Regions from separate parts of the Homo sapiens genome. Here region 2 is linked to region 1. A link is an interaction called in ENCODE POLR2A ChIA-PET data of the cell type or tissue named here. Cell type or tissue: Panc1. All regions are shown on one strand. Each heading gives the region's core, and the rest is flanking DNA. Links, peaks and the distances in the headings are about the cores only. Region 1 overlaps CCNDBP1 (cyclin D1 binding protein 1). Region 2 has its middle 7.3 kb from the start of MAP1A.

Region 1 (2,803 bases), core at 304-2,803:
CATACTTGTGTTGTCCTTGGTTACGTGTGTCCCCAAATGTAAATACCAAATTTTTATAAATCAAAAATTTTTTAGTGTGTAAGAGATTTTATGTAATTTTAAGGGCCTTTTCAGTTCATCCTTTTGCAAAACCATCACCACTTAATTATACTTTTGCATCAGTCTAGAAGACTGCATATTGGAAAGCAGTGTAAATCTATAATGATGTATATTCTGGTGAGCTGAATAGGGCATTATGCATGTCCTACAGGTCTCCGCCACCTCTCATGCCCATCATCTTCCTTTTGTAGGTGTAATTCATAACATATGCCTTTCTGCTGTCTTTAGGTATAATCAGCAACAGCAGTCATTCTTTGAGTGACTAATGTATACTTGGGGTTGGGGTTGAAATTCCTTAAGCCAAATGAGTTTTAGCTTACTGTTTTGAAGTGCCATTTTGTATTGTTAACAAGTGTCATGAAGGGAAGGAACTAAAATCAAACTGACAGAGTGTCAAGGCAACAAAATAACATAAACAAAATAATAACATTGTACAACAGTCTAGTTCTTTTATCCTTTCATATAGAGCCTATTTTTTATATACTTTTATATTTCTCTACTGGACCAAATTCATGTTATTAACATCAGACTTTAATTGTGGGATACTTAATGAATATAGAACTCTAATATAAAGACTTACCTCTAGCTGAATTATTCTCTCAGGTCCTGTATTGTATAACTTCGTTCAGTCATGTTTGGATCTTTAAGGATAATGATCAGGGAAAGCACTGATCAATGTAATTTTTTTTTTTTTTTTTTTTTTTTTGAGATGGAGTCTTGCTCTGTCCCCCAAGCTGGAGTGCAGTGGCACACTCTCGGCTCACTGCAACCTCCGCCTCCCAGGTTCTCAAGCAATTCTCTGGCTTCAGCCTCTCAAGTAGCTGGGACTACAGATGCACACCACCATGTCCAGCTAATTTTTGTATTTTTAGTAGAGATGGGGTTTCACCATGTTGGCCAGGCTGGTCTCAAACTCCTGACCTCAGGTGATCTGCCCACGTCAGCCTCCCAAAGTGCTGGGATTACAGATGTGAGCCACCGAGCCCAGCTTGATCAATGTAATTTTAAGATTACCTAAAAATTCCATTTTGGGATAATATCCCACTTCATCAGAAATATTAGAATGATTTAAGTGTTAGGTCCTTTCCCTTATCTGTAAGTTAATGAATGTATTAATGAGCAGTAAAATGGTTGCAAAAAACCTGAACCTGAACAATCTGAATGTACTCCTTAAAGGTATCTGAGCACCTTTTCAACCTGAATGACTACTCATTTATCTGATAAAGTGATGTAGTTTGGATATTCAACCCTGCAAACCTCATGCTGAAATTGGATTCCCAGTGTTGGAGGTGGGGCCTAATGGGAGGTGTTTGGATCCCTCATGAATGGCTTCGTTCCATTGGTGGGGTAATGAGTAAGTTCTCGCTCTATATGTCCCTCCCCCACCCCAGAGCTGGCTGTTAAAACGAGGCTGGCACCTGGCACTTACCCCTACCCCTCAACCCATTCTTGCCCTGTGATCTCTGCTCACGTTGCCTCCCTTCATCTTCCTGCATAAGTGGAAGCAGCCTGAAGCCCTCACTGTTTCTTGTACAGCCTGCAGAGCCGTGAGCCAAATAAAGCTCTTTTCTTTTAAACTACCCAGCCTCAGTTATTCCTTTATAGCAACACAAACACTGAGACGCAAAGTTTCTCTTCCTAGCACATGTTTGGTTTAGATTGTAGAACAAGGGTTGGCAGGAGAGTGGTGATAGAGCTGGAAGTTTAAGCTGATAGTTCAGGGGCTACCACGGTGACGCTTTTATAGTTGGTTAGGTTCTGGAACATGTTGCAGTCCACTTCCACAGTGAGTCTCTGGAGCCCCACATGTGTTGGCGTGAACTGGAACTTGGCACACATGGTGTTTTCAGGCCACACTGAACGGAATCTGAAATAAAGGAAAAGGCAGGTGCTAGTTCTGTCCCAGGTTCATTGCTCTGCTGGTCCCAGTGACTTTGATCCTTCCTTGCTTGAAGAGGTGGACCATGCAGAAATAAACATCTAAGTACCTTGCTATTAAAATGGAAGTGTTTATAAAGGAATAGAAGACAGGAGCCACCCAATGCTGAGCAACTGCATGGTTGAGAAGAGGTACATCCTAAGGGCTTCCAAGCTACATCTGTTGTTCCTTTTGTCATCTGTGACTTCCTTCTGGTTCAATTCCTGGTAATTGTATTGGAGTTTGTTTGGAAGAGTGATATGGTTTGGCTGTGTCCCCACCCAAATCTCAACTTGAATTCTATCTCCCAGAATTCCCATGAGTTGTGGAAGGGACCCAGGGGGAGGTAATTGAATCATGGGGGCTGGTCTTTCCTGTGCTATTCTCGTGATAGTGAATAAGTCTCAGGAGACCTGATGGGCTTATCAGAGGTTTCTGCTTTTGCTTCTTCCTCATTTTCTCTTGCCACCACCCTGTTAGAAGTGCCTTTGCCTCCTGCCATGATTCTGAGGCCTCCCCAGCCATGTGGAACTGTAAGTCCAATTAAACCTCTTTTTCTTCCCAGTCTCAGGTATGTCTTTATCAGCAGCGTGAAAACAAACAATACAGTAAATTGGTATGAGTAGAGTGGGGCATGGCTGAAAAGATACCCGAAAATGTGGAAGTGACTTTGGAACTGGGTAACAGGCAGAGATTGGAGCAGCTTGAAGTGCTCAGAAGAAGATGAAAATGTGGGAAAGCTTGGAACTTCCTAGAGACTTGTCGCATAGCTTTGCCGAAAATGCT
Region 2 (11,785 bases), core at 4,977-7,476, 310 kb after region 1:
TTCCACTTAATTCTCAAAATAATCCCTATAAGGTGGGGTGCTATTATTTTAATTTTACAGACAAGGAAACTGAAGCACAGAGAAGATAAGCAAGTTGCCAAAGTTCACATAGTTGGTAAGTAAGAAAGTCAGTTCTGCAGAAGTAGTTGGGTTTGAGTTCGGTCATATCCCTTAAATCCTTTGTGGAATGAGATGAATCTTTATTCCACAAATAAGGTAAAGGTAAATAAATAAATCCTTAGATGAGTTAAGGAAAACAGAGTATTCAAGGAAAAATGAACAGCCTAAACAAAAAATACAAGAATGAGAAAAAGGCAAGTGGTTCAGACTGACTGAATAAAAAGGTTGATACAGGATATTTGCGGCCAGGCACGGTGTCTCACTCCTGTAATCCCAGTACTTTGGGAGGCCGAGGCGGAGAGATCACCTGAGGTCAGGAGTTCAAGACCAGCCTGGCCAAATGGTGAAACCCTGTCTCTACCAAAAATATAAAAAATTAGCCAGGTGTGTTGGTGCACACCTGCAATCCCAGCTACTCGGGAAGGTGAGGCAAGAGAATTGCTTGAACCTGGCAGGCGGAGGTTGCAGTGAGCCGAGATCGTGCCACTGCACTCCAGTCTGGGTGACAGAGCGAGACTCCGTTTCAAAAAATAAATAAATAAAATTTTAAAAATAAAATAAAAACAGGATATTTGCAGGAGGTAATGTTGGAAAGGGAAGTTAGGGCATATTATGAAGGATCTTTGAGAAGGAACTGATGAGAAGAAAGACAAAGTATTTGTGATTTTGTGATATTGTAAAGGGAATAATATTTCTTCAACCCAAGCATTCCTTGAAAGGAAATAACTCCATTCTATGAATACTTTGGGGAAAAAAAAGATGCAAAATATAATTCACACACAGGTATGGCCTGAAAACTAAGTTATATAGTTAGGTTTGAATCCTCTTTACCACCATCATCTCTACCACCACAAAGAAAATCCTTAAGAGATCCCTGCAGTAAGAGGTAGCTTTGCTCAGATTAAAAGAAAAGATGGTATCAGAGGTCACAGCCAAACACTACCTTCCATTTCACAGGCTAATGAAATGGATAAGGGAAGATGGTATTGATAAATTATTTTTTTCGCTTTTGGGAATCACTTTCTTAAATAAAAGAATGTGGGAAGTGAGGGAAGAAAAAGGGGAAATTTCTTCATTGTCCTTTGCAATGCTCTGCAGGGGGAAGGTAAACCCAGTCCCATTGCTCTGCCCATTTACTTAATGTGAACAAATAATAATTAGAAAAATATTTATTGTGGGCCTCCTCTGTGGCCCAGACATAGTAATAAATGCAGACTTCTTCCCCATCTCAACCTTTTTAGATATTATTTTACTCAGTGCCTTTTTAAAGGTTATTTTACTCCATGCCTTTGCAGACAAACCAGCTGTTCAGGCTGAGGTGACCCTATGGCTGCTGGTATGCATTATGATCATAGTATTTCCCCCAAAAGCCAAGGATAAGCCTCTGACACAGCACTTCTGTAATCCAACACGCCTCTCTCTGGGTAAGAATGCTTTACAGGCAGAACTGAGTGCAGGGAAGGAATCTGAGCTGTATGCAGCTCCCTTGGATATTTTGGTGGATAAAACCATGCAATCCAGCAGAGCAGGGCTGGAGTTCTGCCAAATGAGCTCAGACCCCCAGAAAAACTAATGACATTCATCAGGCTAGAAGAGAAGGCCCAGCATCTTTTCTTTATGAATTGCCAGAGCTGCCTTAAATCTTATGGAGACTTTAAGCATTGAAAGAATTATGATGTTCTTCTCTCCTATGAACACCTAATTCAAGATGAGTGCAACTAATTGCAAGTAAAGCTCTGATTTTTCATGGGGACAACTTTAATACTTTAAATGCCAAATATGAAATTATTTCCAGAAAAACTTAGAGATGCCCTTCCCACTTTGTTAAGAGTGTGCTTAATTTACCTATTGGATAATTTATCACTATACATTATGAAGGCCTGGGGGTTGAGAATTCCCTAACTGGTTTAAACTTAGCCGATACTTTTCAAACCATTTGAGATTTATACTATCTTTTGCCTTGTGCTGACTCCAGTGCATAACCAAGGAAACAGCCTATAATAGTGCCTTCCTCTTGCACCTCTTCTAACCTCCTCTTTCAGTGGTGGATCCTTAGACACCTTCGACAATTCAAGGGTCCTTCATCACAGTTCAAAAGCATTGGTGTGCCACTATATCTGCCAATTTTGCTTGACAAGACTGTGGAAGAAGCTACAGAATTGGAGAGCTCCCAAAAGATCATACTTGGTCATTCCAGGGGGTCAATAGTTAAATGAAACAAAACAGGAGGCTCCATAGCCATCAAACACTACTACCTGTGTCTGACAATCATGCATATCACAGGTCCCTAATAATCCCCTTGAGGCAGGAGAATAGTGTCTGGAGACAGGGAGCCTTCACTTCAGCCTCTGATTGGTGGGAGCCAAGTCTTCATTTGCAAAGGGTGTAACTTCACTTCAGCCTCTAATTGGTCACAGGCCAAGCCACCACTTCAGCCTCCAATAGGTCGCAGGCCAAGTCTTCATTTACATAGGATGTAATTAATAGGAAACCTCTAAAGGGTACTTAAACCCAAGAAGATTTGTGCAACTGGGGCCCTTGAGCCACTTACTCGAGCCCACTCCCACTCTGTGGAATGTACTTTCACTTCAATAAATCTATGCTTTCATCTTCCATTGGTTTGTTTGTGCATTTTGTCCAATTCTCTTTTTTTTTTTTGAGATGGAGTCTCACTCTGTCACCCAGCCTGGAGTACAGTGGCACAATCTCCACTCACTGCAACCTCCACTTCCTGGGTTCAAGCAATTCTCCTGCCTCAGCCTCCCGAGTAGCTGGGATTACAGGCACCCACCAACACGCCCAGCTAATTTTTGCATTTTTAGTAGAGATGGGGTTTCACCATGTTGGCCAGGCTGGTCTCGAACTCCTGACCTCAGGTGATCCACCCACCTCAGCCTCCCAAAGTGTTGGGATTACAGGCGTGAGCCACTGCGCCCAGCTAGTCCAATTCTTTGTTCAATATGCCAAGAACCTGGACAACTCGTAGTCAAGACCCTCCACTGGTAACACCCTTGGAAGGGCCTTTGAATTGCATCGTTTTACTACCAGGCTTCTGCCATAGCACACTTCCTAAATTCAATATAGATTTTTAAATACTTTATAATTCATATATGTATTTAATTTTTTATTTAGCTTTCTAAGTCTTATACATATGTATCAGAGCATTTTCTGTCTTTGCTTATAAAATTCTGGGACACAGATGCTAATGCTCCACAGTTTTCTTTTTTCTTTTTTTTTTTTCTGTTTGAGATAAGAGGCTTGCTCTGTTGCCCAAGCTAGAGCGCAGTGGCGAGATCTCGGCTCACTGCCTCCTGGGCTCAATTGATCCTCCCATCTCAGCCTCCTGAGTAGCTGGGACTACAGGCACACACCACCACACCCGGCTAATTTTTGTATTTTTTGTAAAGATGGGGTTCCATTATGTACCCCAGGCTGGTCTTGAACTTCTGGGCTCAAGCAATCCACCCGCCTCAGTCTCCCAAACAGCTGGGATTACAGATGTGAGCCACCACTCCTGTCCAGTTTTCTTTATAGAGCACTTTGGACAAGTGCTATGTGCAATTTAACACTTAAACATATTTTCTGGGCCGGGCACGGTGGCCCATGCCTGTAATTTCAGCACTTTGGGAGGCCGAGGTAGGTGGATCATGAGGTCAGGAGTTTGAGACCAGTATGGCCAACATGGTGAAACCCCGTCTCTACTAAAACTACAAAAATTAGCTGGGCATGGTGGCGCACGCCTGTAGTCCCAGCTACTCAGGAGGCTAAGGCAGAAGAATCGCTTGAACCCGGGAGGCAGAGGTTGCAGTGAACCAAGATCACGCCACTGCACTCCAACCTGGGCAAGAGAGCAAGACTCCGTCTCAAAAAAAAAATTTCTGGGCTGGGAACAGTGGCTCACGCTTGTAATCCCAGTCCTTTGGGAGGCCAAGGCAAGAGGACTGCTTGAGGCCAGGAGTTTGGGACCAACCTGTGCAACACACAAAGACCCTGTCTCTGTGAGACCCTGTCTCAAATAATCCTAGCTACTCCAGAGGCTGAGGTGCAAGGATCACTTGAGCCCAGAGTTTGAGGTTACAGTGAGCTACAATCATGCCACTATATACCAGCCTTGCTGACACAGCAAGACTCTGTCTCTAAATATATATACGTATATTTTGACAATATAATCATACTGGAATCATCACCCAGTGGAATGGCTGGAATACTGTTAACCAAGGAAAGAGGAGGATAATTAACAGACACCTATAGCCAATCTTTCTGTGACATTGTCAGACTTTGGCAGTGAGCCTGCAAAATACTCATCCAGCACACATAAGCAATTTTAGTACTATCATAATCTACATTTGCACTGTAATTAATAAAACCCAATTTTAGCAGGGCCTGAGATCACAAGGCTGAGTTTCTGCCCCTACCATCTAATCAGTGTGTGATCCTTCCCTATACCATTCAGATCTATTGTCTAGTCTCTTTGTGAGACTTGATGAAAGCAGAATCTTTGGTTAACTACTGCTGACCTTTATACTGAGACCCTGTGCTAGTTAGCGGCCTCATCTCTGCAGTTGCTATGGAAACTGTCCCTTTCTCCCCACAACCTATTCTGGCTCTCTGCCTCCACATGGTACTCTTACTGATTGCAGAAGAGGAGGCCTGTAAATCTCTCCAAGCTCTTTTCCAGATTCAGATCCACAAACGGGGGGGGGGGGGGCAGAGGTACAGCGGAACACCGTCTCATGTGTCATAGTCATGAGACTAGAGGGTGAGGCATCCCCAGCATCTGACATTCTGCCAGTACTCTTATTTTCCCCTTTCTGTGCAAAAAGGATTTTCAGGGCCATGTCCAAATTGGTTGCAGAGTGGACTGGCTGTTTTCCTGTAACACATGCTCCATGGTAGGGACCAGGATTGCTGTAAAGTTTTTTGTTTTGTTTTGAAACAGAGTCTCACTCTGTCACTCAGGCTGGAGTGCAGTGGTGCAATCCTGGCTTACTGCAACCTTCGCCTCCCGGGTTCAAGTGGTTCTCCTGCCTCAGCCTCCCGAGTAGCTGGGATTATAGGCGCCCAACACCACGCCCAGCTAATTTTTGTATTTTTAATAGAGGCAGGGTTTCTCCATGTTGGCCAGGCTGGTCTTGAACTCCTGACCTCAAGTGAACCACCCACTTTGGCCTCCCAAACTGCTGGGATTACAGGCGTGGGCCACTGTGCCCGGCCGCTGTGAAGTATTTAACATGCAGACACTGCCCAATCAGAACGTGGCTCACAGGCAGCCTTGCTGAATCTGATACTGTGTTCCTTTCTTTCCTGTACTATCTCCAAAGCAAAGGCAAACGGGACAAAAAAAAACCCAAAAACCCAAAAAACAAAACAAAACAAAAAAACAAAAAAACAAGTGCTGCTGGAGCCCTAGGGTGAAAGATAGGCGCTCCCATACATACATGTACAGAATGATTCGGTATCCTGGGTAAAAGACTACTCTGGAGTGTGGAGTAGGTGGAGACACACTGAGGAATGGGGGAGGCTAGACTAACAGCACTTTTTTACAAAGATGTTCCAGTCAGTCATAAAACAGTGCAAGGCCTCCTCAGTCCTTTCCCAACCTCTGGTTTTGATCTTAGAACTGTCAACCCCTTCTTTGGTGCAAACACTGCTCCTTCTGTTTTAAGAACTCCCGGGGGGTGGGAGGGGGGGAAGTAATACAACAGTCTCCTGAGGGAGACCCATCTCACTGTCACATCACTTGAAGATGGGAAGGTCTTTCCTAGGTTTTACTCAAATCCCCCTTGCTGCAGTCTGAGCTCATTGCACTCGAGTCCTGCACTCAGCAGAGATGGAAACTAGCCAGCCAACTGCTATCTTCAGAATAACAACTCACCAGGGACTCAAGGCCGGAAGGTCATTCTGTCCCCTCCAATACTGCGCAGCCTTCCAGAGCACTCCCAGGGCCCGGGGCAAGGACAGGGAAACCGAGGATGGAGACCTCGGGCAGGACCCAGGCAGGCAGTGACAAAAAACAAAAAAAAAAAAAAACACGCCAAACAACGATAATACAGACACACAGACACAGATGGAGGCAACGATACAAACTCGGAGGCAGAGAGGGACAAGATGGCTCCCCTCAGTTCGGGCGAGGCTGCGGAATTGCCAGACAGTACTTATCAGGGATACATCTTAACTAGAAGCTTCTTCCGGCGCCGAGGCAACCGCCTCGCCCCACCAATGGGTCCCCCAGAGACCCCACCCCCGCTCAAGTCTAAGTGGAAGCTCCCGCTGGTACTGGGGAGGGCGTGGTGGGAGGAAGGGGGCGGCCACCACCCTCTAGCCTGGCGAGACCGCAGAGCACGAGCTTCCAGCTCCGGCCCGCCCCTGCGGCGCCTGTGCCACGCCCCCTGACAGGCAGCAGCCAATGAACTGCACCTGCCGCCGGCCTTTAAGAGCCGCGCGCACTCTGCCTGCAGCGGAAGCTGCCGGACTAACACTCCGCGGGTGTTTCCATGGAGACCGAGGCCGAGCCTGCGCGGCCTCACGGCGTTGCCATGGAGACAACTCCGGGGCTGGGGCTCCGAAGTCCCGGCGCACCGCTGGCTCAGAACCCCGCGGAGCTGCTGTGCGAGGCCGGAGCCGCGGTGGCGGCTGCACGCTGGGACCTGCAGAAGCACTCTTTGCTAATTGTGATCGGCGATATCGGTACAGAGAGTCAGCTGAGGGCCGTGCGGGCCCACCTTGAACAAGGTGAGCCACTGTTCTGGCTGTGCTTCAGGCATCTCTACCCTGTGCTTCTCCGCCTTCTGCATTCAACTACCAATGCATACGTCTGCATCTCCATCCCTAGTGTGCACTTCCTGAGATCTGCGCCCTTGTCACCTGCATCTTCCATGCCATGTGTCCGTATCCTCTCGCTCTACTAACATCTCGCTTGCCCATCCTTACTGCACACTCCATGGCGTTCCGCAGTCTCCCTGAGGCAGCGGAGCTCTATGCAGCCCCTGGGGCCCCTCTGGTCACACCCTCCACCGCAGTGTTTTGGACCAGGTGTCCTGAAAGTCCTCACCATCCCTGGAGAATCCACGTCCCTATCTTGCTGTATCTTCTTTATGGTCCCTGAACCAGCACGGGGAGCTTTCTGAACGCCCCGTACAAATCTCAAATCTCTGAATGCCAGTAGCCAACCACTAAGTGACCTTCGTGGCTACCAGCTCCTAAGTCCTCACCTCCTTCCCCAGTGCTGTGCCTGTGGCTGTGGTGCAGTGCTGCGGAGCCACCTGCGGGTGGAAGCAAGCTGTGGAGGGCTGGGGACAAGGAAGGGAACACAGAAGGCGAACCTAGAATCCTACTTAGCTGTAAATGTGGGGAAGGTAGCCCTCAGTATCTGGGAATAGGCCCTTAGGTGTCACTTCCACCACAACTGGGGAACCTTACAAGAAAATTCCTACCTATAGACTCATTAATGACCGAGTTTAGTCTAAACTCTGTCCTTCTCCCTCTGGCTCAGGCAAAGCCTAGAAAAGCTGTAAACTGGGAGAAAGACACCATTACTAGCCACCTTTCTTTGAGACATCACTGAGGCTGATCATGGCAACTATCCATATACCCTCCCTCTCCTTACCTGTTCTGTGAACTTGAAAGTGTTCCTGCAGTCTCACCACCCTACAACCTGCAACCTTATCCAGAACCTTCTTTGTTTTTCTCCCACAGGGATTCTCTCCTGGAACATTGACCTGTCATCCTTTGACTTGAACCAACAGTTGAGACTCTTCATTACCCGGCACCTAGCTCACTTCTCCTCAGAGGTCAAAGGTTAGGACTAATGTTTTATTTCAGTCCTTTGGGTAAGAGCTGGTCACAGAGGTCCAGTCTCCCTGGGAGAAGTGGCCTTGCGGGAGGTTTGAGTGGAGGAGAAGGGAGGAACTTTATAGAGGAGGAAAATCATGGAATTCCATAGCTGTCCCCACATACCAAATATACTTTGCAGACATGGTTTGATACTGGAGGGAGACTGGAGAACATAACTTCTCCTTGAGAAGAGGGTTGTTTGTGGATAGCTGTTGACATGCACTAAAGAAATGAGGGACTCCTCTTAGTGATCAATCATCTCTCACGCAAAAATTCACTCTCTTCATTTGTGTTCCCCTTTCTGCATACCCCGGGTCTCCCTGCTTCCCTTTACAGACACCCCAGAATCCCCCATTCATCTTCCTTGACCCTTGTTTAGCATTTTTATTTAGGCTGCACAGGTTTCAGGGTTTCTGGTTCCTGCTTCGGCTTAGCCAACAGATCTCCAGGGCAGAGCAGAATCTTGGTACTTACATGATGATGGGCACCATCAAATCCAGAGTGGAAGGAGGGGCTCCTGAATTTACTGCTACAAGATCAAGTTGTACTCTGAGATTTGGCCCAGATCAAAGCTCACATAATGCAGTTTCCCATTCTGCTGGGTGGGAGGAATGGGTGGGTTAGAGATTTGAGAAAATAAGATGTTAGGCACTACCATTCCATGACAGATGTCTGTGAGGTGACTACGGAAAGCTCTACATGCTATTATAAAAGAACTAAGGCCGGGCACAGTGCTCACACCTGTAATCCCAACACTTTGGGAGGCTGAGGCGGGGAGATCACCTGAGGTCGGGAGTTCGAGGCCAGCCTGACCAACGGAGAAACCCCGCCTCTACTAAAAAATACAAAACTAGCTGGGCGTGGTGGTGCATGCCTGTAATCCCAGCTACTCAGGAGGCTGAGGCAGGAGAATCGCTTGAACCCGGGAGGCAGAGGTTGCAGTGAGCCAAGATCGTGCCATTGCACTCCAGCCTGGGCAACAAAAGTGAAACTCCATCTCAGGAAAAAAAAAAAAAGAAAAAGGAGCTAGGCATCTAGTCATGTTACTGGAAAATGTTGACACACCAATCCATCAGCTTAGTGGAATATAAAATCCATCCAGGTCAACAGCCACTGCAACTGAATGATTGAATTCATGTCTTATACAGATAATTCTCAATTACTCAGTATAGTAGTCACCTTTCCTTAATTATCTCTCCTCCTTTTCCACTGCTCCTAACTGCCAAATCTTTGATCACTTCCTGATCACTGATACTTATAGATGCTGCTAGGAAGTTGGAGAAAATAAGGCTAATATGACTAAAGCTCCATTAGCCTAGGAATATATACAGCAATTTTATATTAATATATGTGAGGCTGACATCTTCCTGATGTGACTGGCTTCCTGTAAAGCAGGCTACTCACTCTTTTGAGAATGTTTCTGTTTAGAATTACTCATGTCATGGCTTCCTCCATTTATCCCTAATGATGAAAATCGGCAGTTTTACCACTTAGTACTCCTAGGAGCTTTGGTGAAAGGCCAGATACAGGGATGACAGAGGATGAAATTAATGACTGAACAGAAGTTTGGGGATTATCTGCTGATGTTAATAATTCACACTGAATGCTCTAACCTTGTCCTTTTGGCTACAGAGACTTGAGAGTAGGCTGCTTTCTGGAATAATGTAAGAAATGAAAAGAAGTTAAACCAAAGTACTTAGCCATTCTTCAGATTAAGATGCAGCGATACTTGGGAAGACACTTACAGAGAGAACATAGTTATTCTCAGGCACTTCTTAGAAATGAGCATTGATATATAAACACCTACTAGGCCCTTTCCATCAAAGAGTTTGTCTGTGGTGTCCTCAAGGAGCTTAGGGCCATGTACCCTAGATCAGAGCTTACTTTGGCATACTGCATATTTTTAGGTTTGGACATTTTTATCATGGTCTGTCTATGTCACAGGAGAATAGTAGAGAATTTCCTGGAAAAACCCACACAGCTCAAGACAGCCACAGCCCCACCCCTGCTGGCTCCTCTTTCAGCTGTCCCCACAAACAACAGTCAGCCCAGAGCAGCTGCAGACACTGCCCCTCCCTCCAGCCTTCTGTTAGTGAGGACGCAAAGGGGACCAGGCAGCTGGGATGAGCTCAAGGGGATATGCTAGTGCCTTATGGCTTGACTACCCCACAGGCTGGGCCACCATTCCTATCACCTATCCTCAAGCCCTGGGCCAAAATGCTGAGAAAGCAGACAAAAATGTATCCTACAGTGACAAGGAGAGTGCACTTATTCCTAGGCACTGCCCCCTCCACATTGACATACCCACACACAGAAAAGAAGGGACCCTCTGATAAAGAGTCAGTGGCCCAGCTCCTTCTAGTGGTCAAGTCTGGTAAAAGCTTTCAAAGGTGATTTTTGCACCAGGTAGTCTCTCCAGTGGTGACTTTCTAACCCCTACAAAAAATCTGGATCTTCCGAGCATTCTAATACAAATTCAGAAACAATTAGGACAGTGGAAAACTGAGTTTCAATAACTCTCTGATTCTTTTACTATTGGATACCTATAGGAAATAGAAGGGGGCTTATAATTCATAACTAATATTCTAAGACTCTAAAAAACACAGGGCCGGGCATGGTGGCTTATGCCTGTAATCCCAGCACTTTGGGAGGCCGAGGTGGGTGGATCACTTGAGGTTAGGAGTTTGAGACCAGCCTGGACAACATGTTGAAACCCTCTTCTACTAAAAATACAAAAATTAGCCGAGGGTGGTGGTGCACACCTGTAATCCCAGCTACTCGGGAGGCAGGAGAATTGCTTGAACCCAGGAGACAGAGGTTGCAGTGAGCTGAGATCATGACATTGCAGTCCAGCCTGGGCGACAGAGCTAGACTCCATCTCAATAAATAAATAAATAAAAATACAGGCTGAGGGACCAGTCTGGAGGCCTTCGGTCTGACTCTCCATTTCCACTGACGGACTTAGGAAGTGATAGCTCTATTACTTCTACCAATACAACAGTTACCCTGAATTAATACAGCAGCTCATTAACCCCTGGAACCGGGGTCTGCATTGCTGTCTGAAATGGGAAAGCAAGGACATGAATAGGACTTCAAATCTCATACTGCAGGCATCTTTAGTTCTGGGTTTACCTGGGAGCTAAGAGTACTCCAGAGTTGATCTGGTCTGAGATCCTGATTTATGATTTCCTTGATCACCTAGATGACCTCTCAGAAATCTTCCACAAAAGGGAGAAAGACTTCCAGTGGCATTTGTACATTGCAGATTTGGAAGTCTAGGAATGAAGAAGCTTTTTTTTCATCTTTTATACAATTCAAACCTCACAGCATTATCGGAGGATGGTACTAATATTATACTCATTTCATAGTTTATGAAGTAGGCTCTGAGAGAGGTTAAGTCTCTTGTTTAGCAGCATGATTAGTAAAATGGTGGATCAAGTCTCAAATCCAGGGTTTCATATCTTACTTTGTAGCTCAGCTCAAGCCTCTCTTTCTTCTTTGGCATCTCACCATTTCATTGCAGCAGAGCCTAGGAATACAGCAGGTGGAGAGTTGGTTGTGGTGGGTAGCTGTTCAGAGGGTGAAGGCTGAAGGAAAACTCCACTGTGAGTTGGCACCATGCCCAGGGTGTGGCCCTTGGGGGTGGCAGCTGAGAATATGGGTGGGCTCTGTATTGGTCTGGGAAATGTTATTTTGTTCGTAAACTAAATGTCTACTTAAGTTTCCCTCCTAACACACTCCAGAAAGCCCTAGAAAGCAGGGAGGAGATAGAAGGCTTGAGGTGGGAGGAAATAAGAACGATGAAGTTGCAGAAGAGGGGTATTTCCCTTTT

The links. Peaks named below come from ENCODE experiments on the same cell type or tissue, not always from the same donor. Only the 100,000 strongest peaks of a DNase experiment are listed, where the experiment ranks them.
Region 2: POLR2A ChIA-PET joins it to region 1 with 7 read pairs; 2 of 35 experiments call an interaction of 5 or more read pairs at or near these places.

What each region holds. Positions count from the first base shown.
Region 1 is chr15:43,195,499-43,198,301 of GRCh38, forward strand. CCNDBP1 (cyclin D1 binding protein 1) reads left to right here. Exons shown (of 11, transcript NM_012142.5): 11 at 1-1,679. EPB42 (erythrocyte membrane protein band 4.2) reads right to left here. Exons shown (of 13, transcript NM_001114134.2): 13 at 1,729-1,966. The coding sequence ends at 1,804. Among named protein-coding and RNA genes, the nearest start is that of CCNDBP1, 11 kb to the left of the region's middle. In Panc1, for the core only: no CTCF peak of the experiment used is centred there; no DNase peak of the experiment used is centred there.
Region 2 is chr15:43,504,375-43,516,159 of GRCh38, forward strand. It overlaps a transcript of TP53BP1 not described here and a transcript of MAP1A not described here. Among named protein-coding and RNA genes, the nearest start is that of MAP1A, 7.3 kb to the right of the region's middle. RefSeq lists enhancers at 6,156-6,275, 6,716-6,935 and a silencer at 6,456-6,615. In Panc1, for the core only: a CTCF peak has its summit at 7,388; DNase peaks (open chromatin) are centred at 5,979 and 6,527; H3K4me3 peaks cover 2,094 bases; H3K27ac peaks cover 805 bases.